Linked DNA regions of Mus musculus: region 2 is linked to region 1. A link is a loop called in an ENCODE intact Hi-C map of the cell type or tissue named here. Cell type or tissue: heart. All regions are shown on one strand. Each heading gives the region's core, and the rest is flanking DNA. Links, peaks and the distances in the headings are about the cores only.

The links. A loop is a pair of places that touch in the nucleus more often than their neighbours do. Peaks named below come from ENCODE experiments on the same cell type or tissue, not always from the same donor. Only the 100,000 strongest peaks of a DNase experiment are listed, where the experiment ranks them.
Region 2: it touches region 1 in a loop (3-fold over the local background); 6 of 42 quality-filtered maps call a loop at or near these places.

The regions. Positions count from the first base shown.
Region 1 is chr1:168,211,494-168,216,418 of GRCm38, forward strand. All of the region lies in intron 2 of Pbx1 (pre B cell leukemia homeobox 1), which reads right to left. Among named protein-coding and RNA genes, the nearest start is that of Gm51671, 130 kb to the right of the region's middle. In heart, for the core only: a CTCF peak has its summit at 2,840 (motif pointing right); a DNase peak (open chromatin) is centred at 2,838; H3K27ac peaks cover 1,543 bases.
Region 2 is chr1:168,373,456-168,378,380 of GRCm38, forward strand. The region is part of intron 2 of Pbx1 (pre B cell leukemia homeobox 1); the gene reads right to left. Gm51671 (a long non-coding RNA gene) reads left to right here. Exons shown (of 2, transcript XR_003948152.1): 2 at 1-4,925. Among named protein-coding and RNA genes, the nearest start is that of Gm51671, 30 kb to the left of the region's middle. In heart, for the core only: a CTCF peak has its summit at 3,119 (motif pointing right); a DNase peak (open chromatin) is centred at 1,936; H3K27ac peaks cover 550 bases.

The DNA of each region.
Region 1 (4,925 bases), core at 402-4,401:
TTTCCCTTTCACACCAAAGTTTTTCCACGTACAAATTGAGTTGATACAGTGGGGATAACTATAAGGTGAAGTAATTGTGCTGATGTACTTGGAGGATCCCCCTCAATGAAATCTTATTTTGGTAGGCTCAGAACTTTCTATAGAAACAGCCCTTGGAGTGACTATGAACAACAGAGCCATGCTCTTCTGTATGATGCACATTTTTACTGAGATCTACAAAATCCTCTGACAAACTCAACACCAACAAAGGCTCCTTACGATAGGGACTAGATGGGAACACTACTTCCTGCATGACCTACATGCCAGGCTCTGAAGACACTGAGCATCTAACCTTCCACACATTGGGTCTCTAAATCTGGCTGTCATCACATCCAAGGTAGGTAGGTATGAAGGTATCACTTGTAGGGTTTATAGGTGTGACTCTTTGCTTGGTGAATTTTAATCACTTTATCAAAAAGATATTTATGAGCCCTTCACAAATTTTAAAAAAGAAATTACCTCTGAGCTATTAGAAATACGTTGTTTTAGATTGATTATTTAAGATGATCAATCTAATACCATTCTGAGGTGATATTTGAATCCTCATTCATTCATTTGTTCATTCAACAAGGTCTTACTATACACATCCATGCTGGCCTCAAGCTCATAAAACCCCTACTTGGCCTCTACTGTATGCTAGGATTATAAATATATGTCTCACTATACCAGTCTCTAAATCCAGTCTTCTGACTCAGAGAGCCAATGTACTTTCTTTAGAAGAAACCAAATCAAACTCCCTGGGATTAAAAAAAAAATCCCATGATGCTTAATAAGACAGTAATGCGACCAAAGATGTCTCCTGGTGACTCTGCAGCCTATGGTCCTTGCACATGGCCCGCCACTAAGGCATGATGATAGATATCCATCATCCTTTCTCATCCACGACAGCACATTCAAAAAGAACATGTTACCCATCAGTAGGCGGCTGCCCGCCCAGGCAATGCCTGCCCAAAGCAATGTCAGGTATTCCTCTCCTCCGACAGAGCAGGTGCCAAAGATGGCCTCCTAAACTCCCAGATGCAGCAAAAGCAATTGTGAGGAAGAAGAAAGATAGACTGACTGGTACTCAGGCAAGTGACCATGAACAGGTTCATACTGCTGGTTCCCATATGGCTGATATTTCTTTCTTTCTACCTCTCTGGGTTTCAGTCAGGCCTGTGCCTCGGTGCTTTTAAACAACCAAGTTCCTCTTTATCAACTCTCCTCAACCTAATGAAGAGTGTGCTTATCCTTGATTTTTTTTTTTTTGATATTTTCAATAAGGCAGGGAACTCCCTCAGGGTGCTGCAGGAGCAATGCAGAGGACAGTAGTGGCCTATTGTATAACAGTCCTTGCCTACCCAGACTGCAAGTTTCCACGGACAGTGCATTGGGATGCACTGATTCCTGGGTGGGTAAAGATTTACCCAGGTAGAAGTGGGGTGGGCAACAATAAAGGAGCTTAATTTTTACATGGTAAATGCTCTAATTGAATACTCATTCAGAGGAGATTGGGTTTGCCAAGACTCATCACAATTGCTTTACAGACATGTAAAGAAAGGTTCTACCAGAGATTTGAAAATAAGAGAATGAAAAGAAGAAGAAGAAGAAGAAGAAGAAGAAGAAGAAGAAGAAGAAGAAGAAGAAGAAGAAGAAGAAGAAGAAGAAGAAGAAACCCAGAAGAACCGTCCTCCGTCCACACACACATTGCACCATTTCAATTATACTCTACTCATGAAAGTAAACTACACTGGACAATGTGCAAGAAGTAGGCACAAATAGGGGAGCACTTTGTTGTGCTATAGTACATAGGAGGTGATTGCTCTGATGGTCTTGGGGTGCACGTGTGTGTTTGAAAAAGGCAGAGAATCTTGCAGGTCTGTATTTCTTCCCAGGACAAGATTTCAAGATACTAGTACAACAACAACAACAACAAAACAAACAAACTGAGGTATTTGGATTCACTGACCCGGAAATTGTTCAGCTAGTCAGTTAAAAAAAAAATGCCGCCAGCTTTAAAGAAATAAGCGATACGGCTAACAGAAGTGACACTTCCTATTTATGGCTTGAAGTCAGTACTCTGGTGAGCTGGATACAAAATGCTTATTTAAAAGCTCCTTTTTATCTCTCTAGCACCATGCAAGACTCAAATGAACCTTTCACTGGGACACCAGAGATGTTAACACTCGTCCTCCAAGATCCAATTTCAACCAGCCGAGCTGTTACCTAATCCTGCAGCCATCACATATGATCAGGTTCCCGCCTCCCTGATGGGTGCCCAGCACCCCCTCCCTCCTTCCTTTCCCTCTCCTGCCCAACAGCTTTCCCTGAAACTGAGCTTTAAGAGTCCCCTTGCCTGTGCATGCTGGTCATACAGGGTCCCAACAGCCCCACTGGCTGTACATAACACCAAGATATTTATCCTTGTTAGCTAATAATTCTTAAAGGGGTTTCCTACTCACAAATCACTGCCTCCCATTCCAATCACGACAGAGACCAGTCACGACAGGTAAGTGATTTATACAGAGGTTGTCACAGCCTTCAGAAAACACCTGAAGTCACATCAGCTGCTATCACTTGCCCTAGGGTTAATCCGGTGCTAAAACTCCAGCGATAAGGAGACTGTCACAGCCTGATTGGAGCAGCCCTCACAACTGGCCTCCTGCTGTTCATTCTTTATTTATTTTCTTCACACAAGGAGAAAAACAAACCAAACCCAAAGGCACATTCAAGAGAGCCAGTGGGAGGTCTGTGCAAAGGATTGTTTTGTCCTTGGCTGAGCAACACAGCTCCAGAGTCGCTCCTGGCTGATGCCCACTAGAGGGCACTCTCTCCCCACCGAGGACTTGTTTAAAGAAGGGTCCCATAGCTACCAACATCTCCATGGAGCTGGGGAATTGGGATCTACTCCGATTTGAGATTCCCAAATGTGGGCAGACAGGGAGGAGGGCATATTAGCAGAAGGCATTGTTTCAGGCTATGGAGTGAAGCTTGAGACTCGCTCAGCTGAGCAAGATAAAGAGATGGTTGGAGAAGGGACATAAGACTTAGGGAAGGCTTGAGGAAGTCTCTTCATGGTTTCAAGGTACCAAGGCAGAAGAAGGTGCCAAGCCCAAGCCAGGCAGAGCTCTGAAGCCAGTGGAGAAAGAAGTAACCTGCCCTTGTACTTCTAGAAAGTGAAACCATTCATCCGCTGGGACCCTTTGTGCACATTGAATTGTGTCACCTGATGACAGAAAGCACACGCTCTGCTAGCACACTTACAGATTATAAAGGTACAGAAACTTGGCTAAAACAAGGCAGGCTCCTGCCACCAAGATCGAGAGCTCCTGGAAGCCAGTGGTGACATGGTGATCTCCCATGATCTCCCGGATCATGTATTATGCACCTCTTCGGGTCTTTTCAGCGCTCTTGTGCACAGCAGCCAAGTAGGATGTAGAACTATGGCGTCTTAGGCATCTGTGTCCTGCCACAGCTGGTTCCTGACACGTGCCCCACCCTCCGGTTGTAAGTTGTACAGAGAGAACACGTTTGCTCTCCCGTCTCTTCCAGTGCCCATTTCCCAAAACTCAGATCTGCCTTTCATATGTGGCCATTCTAAACAAGCAATGCTATGCTGACATTAAGGCAATGGCTCTCTGTGTGAGGGAGAGTCACCCAAGCACAGGACTGGTATCTGTGAAGGGTTCCCCCGAGGCCTAAGAGTACACCAAACTGCTTTAAGCTTTGTAGAACACCTCCCCCCTTCCCAACCCCTTACTCCTCCACCCCGACCTTTCAGGTTCTGTCATTTCCTTACAGGCATAACCATCCACAAACCGGTGGACACTTCTCCAGCTGGAAAATGACTGTGCTATGAACTGATTCTTCTAAACAGTGTCGGGACCCACATCTTCCATTCCTTAGTAGCCTGAAGCTTGGGGTTGTACTTATAGGCGCTCTTCCCCCGAAGTGCTCAAGCCTCTTCCGTCTTTGATGGAAAAGCTGTCTGGGTGAGTTATTTTAAAGAGTCGTCTATCAAGTAAATGGAAATGATTAACCATTTGATTCCCCCAGTTTCACAATCCAGCATTACAGGCAGCTGCCAGACAACGGTTGATGGATAGGCTCCAGAGAGCCCAGTACTGACGGAACTCAGACCTTAGAGGACCAAGCGGGAATCTTCCTGGCTGCTGGCCTAGAATGGCCTCTTCAGAGGGTTCCAGTGCACAGAATCTATAAATCTGGGACTCACTCTGATACTCAGTATTGTCCCCTTAGAATCACACAGGGCTTCGTTCAGGGTCAAAAGCCTCCTAAAGTGATACCACTTGGTGTGAAGACAAGATATCTTTCAATCCTTCCAATATTTTTCTTGGCTTATTAGCAATCAGGTATGCATAAACAGCATATGATATCAGAAAGGGACTTGTAAACTTCCTTCCAGCAACGAGACAGTAAGATCTTTAAGGATTTCAGTGCAAGCATCTTTATGGAGTGTTTCTTAAGGTATCAAGGCCGCACTGATTTTTCAAAGGGCGCTCTAGCCAGGACCTGGAAAGTGCAGTCATTTCTTCCCACTTGGCTCAGAGCCACAGCACGTGGAGCTGTGGGTGAAGTTTCTAAGGCAGGGGATGACAACAAAAACACAGGACACTCTTGGGATGGTTTTACTATTTTGAGCATTTCTGTTTAGGGATTTTTCTTTAGAGACACAGCAAGTTCTTCTTTTCTCTGGGCTAGCTTTCGGCCCTTCTGGTCACAGGGCTTGTACTTCTCAGGGGATGTGCGGGCATGGATGGATCCTATTCACACGTTCCCTGCTTGGCACACCGAGTCTCCCCGGGCCAGCTGGCAGAGAGAAAGTGAATGCACTGGGCAACAGGCGCCTGCATTTCTGGATGGGTGCCGGCTGTCTGAGTGACGGA
Region 2 (4,925 bases), core at 651-4,650, 160 kb after region 1:
AGCTCTTTTCCCACTGGAGAAAAGAAAGAAGAAGCAAAATACAAGGAGAAGGTATATTTAAAAAAAAATTAAAAACCGGGAAAAAAATTGAACCTCAAAACCTTCAGTTGGTAATGACAAAAGTAATCATACATTCATTATCTCACTCTGTACCCAGGCTCCGGGGATGCACTTAGAGGCAATTCTTTAACTCAAGCTGGTAGGCAAGGCAATGGGACAGGAGGAAGAGATGAATATAAATCCACAGTGATGCCTGGATACAAAGTCACACAGACAAAAGGCTAATTAGTTAGTAGGGTTACTTGTAAATTGATGGAATGCCCTAGTGTTTGAAAGCATGCAAAACTCAGAACTCAGGAGAACGACCCTGACAAAGAATAGCCTCAAAGCAGCACCTCTGGGACACCCTCTTCAAATAAACACAGTGGGTCTGCGCAGTGTGGCTTTTTACACTGGGTGTTTTAGAAAGAGTTCAATGCAGCTGTTTGCCTAAGGCAACAATGCGTTTTCTTATTCCACAAGCTCTGACTTTAGAAATGAAACAAAAAGTAAACTTTAACAGTGTCCCTGTAACGATGGCCACAAATTCAACATCTGTAAACAGATAGTGATATTCTATTTAAGTTGGGTTTTTTGTAAGGCTGGTTCTCATCTTGCTGAGAAGGAGAAGTGGCCCTACATCTCTGAGTCATGGTAGTGGTTCAACCTGCCCAGCTTTACTTGTTTGGAGCCTACTGCTCTCTCCCCGCTGTCCACCCTCATCCTGCCCTGCTCTGAACCCAGCACACGGAAGGATGATGGAGATGATCCAGAATGCAATTACTGATGGAGAAGATGATCTTAGTCTACCTCATGGATTGGGAGCGGCAGCTAAACAGGACAATTTTGAAGTGACCTGCAGGCTGGTGGGAAAATAGCTCAGTGGGTCAAAGTACTTGCTATGTCAACCTGACCATCTGTATTTGATTCCTGGATCCCACTATGGAAGGAGAGAATTGATTTCTAAAGGCTATCTACGAATCTCCACATATGCCATATGTCCTGTGGCATGTACACACCTGCACACGCACACACACACACACACACGTATGTTTTATAAAATGACCTGGCTACATGTGGTGATTGTTGCCTATAATCCCAGCACTCAGATAATACAGGAGATGATGGATATTTCTTTCTGAGTTCAAGGCCAGCCTAGTCTACATAATGAGTTCCAGGCCAGTCAAGGGTATACAGTGAGAACCTGACTCAAGAAAGAAGGGGAGAGGCTTGTCACTTATAAATGGATGCATGGGGGGAAGCTTAAAACCAATGTCTGTGGAGTAGGAGGGAAAGATTCGAACACAGAACAAGCCAAACAGCCCCAGTGCTACAGAGCTCTCACAGAGGCATCCCAGGTCCCAACAATATGACTTTTCCAATTGAGAAAACTCCCTTGCCCTACTTTGGGATCCCAGGTAAGAATGTTTGGTTTTGTTTTAACACAGAACAGCTATCATATCCATAGAACAGCTTCCAGTAGTCCTTTTGCTTATAGGAATGACATGGGCCAAGAATGGGCACCTAAGTGCCTCTCCAGAGGGAGGGCATGGCTTACATGAGAATAGGAAGGGATGTGTCATACACAGGAAGTGACCTGTTCTTTCCACAAAAGGGAGAGCCGAGAATTCATACCAAGGATGAACACTGAATACAGTCCATGTGTCAGGAGCCTCACAAACTGCCACCGCCTTGTCGCCTGGAACACTGTCCTCTGATTCTCCACACTCACTCCCCCAAGAGCCGAATAACCAGTAAGCTGCTGCCCAAAAGATATTGTAAATAGCTCTGAGAGAGTACAGTTCAGGCAGCTTCCAATTAGCTCTCACTTAACAGTCGTTTTCTCCCTGCCAAGTTTGTGCAGTGAGAGCCCCAAGCCCCCGCCTGCTGTTTGGCTCTGGGTTTGGGAACACGGGAGTCATGATGGTGATTGGGCCGCTAGAAGTCAACACGTGTGCATATGTACGAAGCCAGGGAGAGAGTTAAAACGTGCTTTGGGGGGAGGTCAGTACCAAGCACAGTCTGGCGGTAAGACCAAAAGCTATGCAGAGTGCCAGGGATCCACCTCTTTCTCTAGCTCTGGCCTACCCCTAACTTAGCCAGCTTCCATTTAATTATGCCTGGTCATTTTACCCTTTACCTACCCTCCATCCTGCTCGGTACCTCTCCATCTGAATCTCAGTGGAGATATCTAGGAGCTAAAGACAAACCAATGGCCAATTAAAAGGTAAGTGCCTTGTGTTAAAAGCCAGGCCATTCAATATTCATAACTAGGTAGCTTTCGATATGGATGAAGGACAATACAATCTATAGTCAAGGCTAATCGGGGCACCTCGTTTTGTAACATAACCAAACACCTATTCAGCTGACGGGTGGGAACCACCTGCTCTCTCCTCAGCAGACTTCGGCACTTTATAAATATTAGAGATGTAAAAGACCAAAGAGTTGTTAATGTGTTTATTTCCTTATAATGAATTCTTCAGGCAACGGAGAGGATCACCGAAGCAGAGCTTAGTTAAAAACCCCAGCTGAATTTGGCAGCCCTACTGTTCTTTGGAGCAGCATCTAAGTAGTACTGCAGGAGAGAGCGTAAAGATTGTTCACTTGGGTATAATTTTTTTGAGAAAAGAGAAAGTGAAGATTTATCTCCCACTCTTACATTTCTTTTTCCAAATTATAAGATCATCAGATTCGGCACTAGACCTATAGAACGAAAGAGAAACGAGAGAGGGAAAAAATGCGCAGTAAGGCGGTAAGGCCGGACACAGTTCTTTTCAAGGTTGAAGCACATGAACCTACTCAGCCCGTAGGGTTTCTCCTGCCAGCAACGGGATTACTGTCTCTAGAACAGTCAACTTTACAGTCTGTTCTTAGAACCCATAAGTAGTGCTTTTAAATGTTGGTTAATAATGTGCTCGACTCTATTTATGGGGGAGGGGTGTTTAATCTTTCTCAAAGAGTTAAGACAAGGTCACTTTATAAATGGACAGCAACGACAGGAAGTGATTACAGCTCACCTAGCACAGGGCTTCCAGAGAACAATCAAATCAAGATTCCTGCTCCCAGAAAGGGCTCTGTCCACTGGGAGGCAGCAAAGGCTGCCAGAAAGAGAAATGGGCCCGAGCTTGGAGACCTGGGTTCTAGTCCCTGCAAGTATCTTTATCTTAGAATCTTGGCAAGTGTACTGTGGCCAGCCATAGGATTCTGCCTAAAACTTAGGGCAGACAAAAAAAGAAAAAATTAAACAAGAGATGACGAAGCACGTAGGTGGTAAAGATAGAAGCTGTAGGAAGAAGATACACACACATAACAGAAATTTGAACTTTATAACTTTCCCCCAGTGTGAAAGACACCTCTACCACAGATAGTCAATGAGACTAGAACAAAGCAAATACAGTTGCGCATCCACATTTGCAGATTTGGGACTGAATTATCCAGTGTAGAATGAAAATCATGGCTGCCAAATATAGTTTGGGGCTTTTGCTGTTGTTGTTTGTTTGCTTGTCATTGCTTTCTAAATAGCTATTAATATGCAGAACATCACCATTGGGTTTTTTTGCATAATAAAATTCAGATTGAGATTATTTAAAATATATGAGTGATCATATGGTGATATGCAAATACTTATGCCATTATGTAAAAAAGAATTTGGGCATCCTTGGATTGGGTATCGTGGAAAAGTCTGGAGCTCTTGGAATCAGTACTGAGGTATAATGGCACACTAAATACAGTATGCTCCATTCCTGTCCTGTCCTGTCCTGTCCTGTCCTGTCCTGTCCTTTCCTTGGCTTTTAGAAATAGGATCTCTCTGCAAATCCCTGGCTGTTCTGGAACTCACTCTGTAGACCTGGATGGCCTTGAACTCACAGAGCTCTCTGCCTCCTGAGCTCTCGGATTAAAGGGATGCATCATGATCACCGGTTTTTAAAGTATGTTTCTAAGGGTTGTAGTGAAGGAAGATGGTCCTCGGGTCAAATTAATTCTGAAAAACGCTACTACACTATACACACCCTTCTAGCAGATATACAACAGACATTATATTAACACTCAGAAAAGGCTTGTGGTAAAGAAAAGTCGAACTTACAAACTCACTTGACAATGCTCTCTCCTTTCACACAAACAAATAAACACACACACACAAACACACACACACCAAGTAGATGGCATTTAAAGTTATTTATTTGAATGGCAATAATGACTAGTTTTGATTTGGAAAGTTAATGTCATTGAACCGCTGGTCAAGGTCTTGGGGGGCTATAGCATTTTAGCTACAATACCCTCCTTATTCTCTCTGATTAGCAGCAGCACGTGTTTGAGAGGCAGCTGGCTAAGGTGAAAGGTTAATTTCGTGGCCTTGAATCTCAGTCCAGTGAACAGACGCCAATGGGGGCTGGACCTCATCACCTCGTTCTCATTAGCTCTACCCAAGTGAGCTTAGGAGCCGAAGAAAAGAGCCTTAGTCACCATCACAAAGGGAACTGGAACTATATCATCACCAACACAGAACCAGTGGGCTCTACCTCATATGTTGAAGAAGTCACAAAAAAAAATTAATGAAGGTAAACTATTTTATCCTATCAGGAAAGCTGGACTCTTGGGAGGTTTTATAATCAAGGCCTTGGGATCCGGCCTCCAAGAGATCAAGTTCCAAGTTCATCTTTTAACAGCTATACAGTCTCGAATTTAACAGATTACCTACTTGAATCTCAGTCTCAAAACTCTATCAATAACAATAAAGATACCCCATTCCTCAAAGGTTTTGATGAGGATGCAAGGAAACGATGTTTGCCAATGAACTTAGCACTGTGCCTATCCCAGGATAAGAACCAATAACACTCATAATTACCCATTTATTGACCTGTTTACTTATTCATGTATGTAGTTAG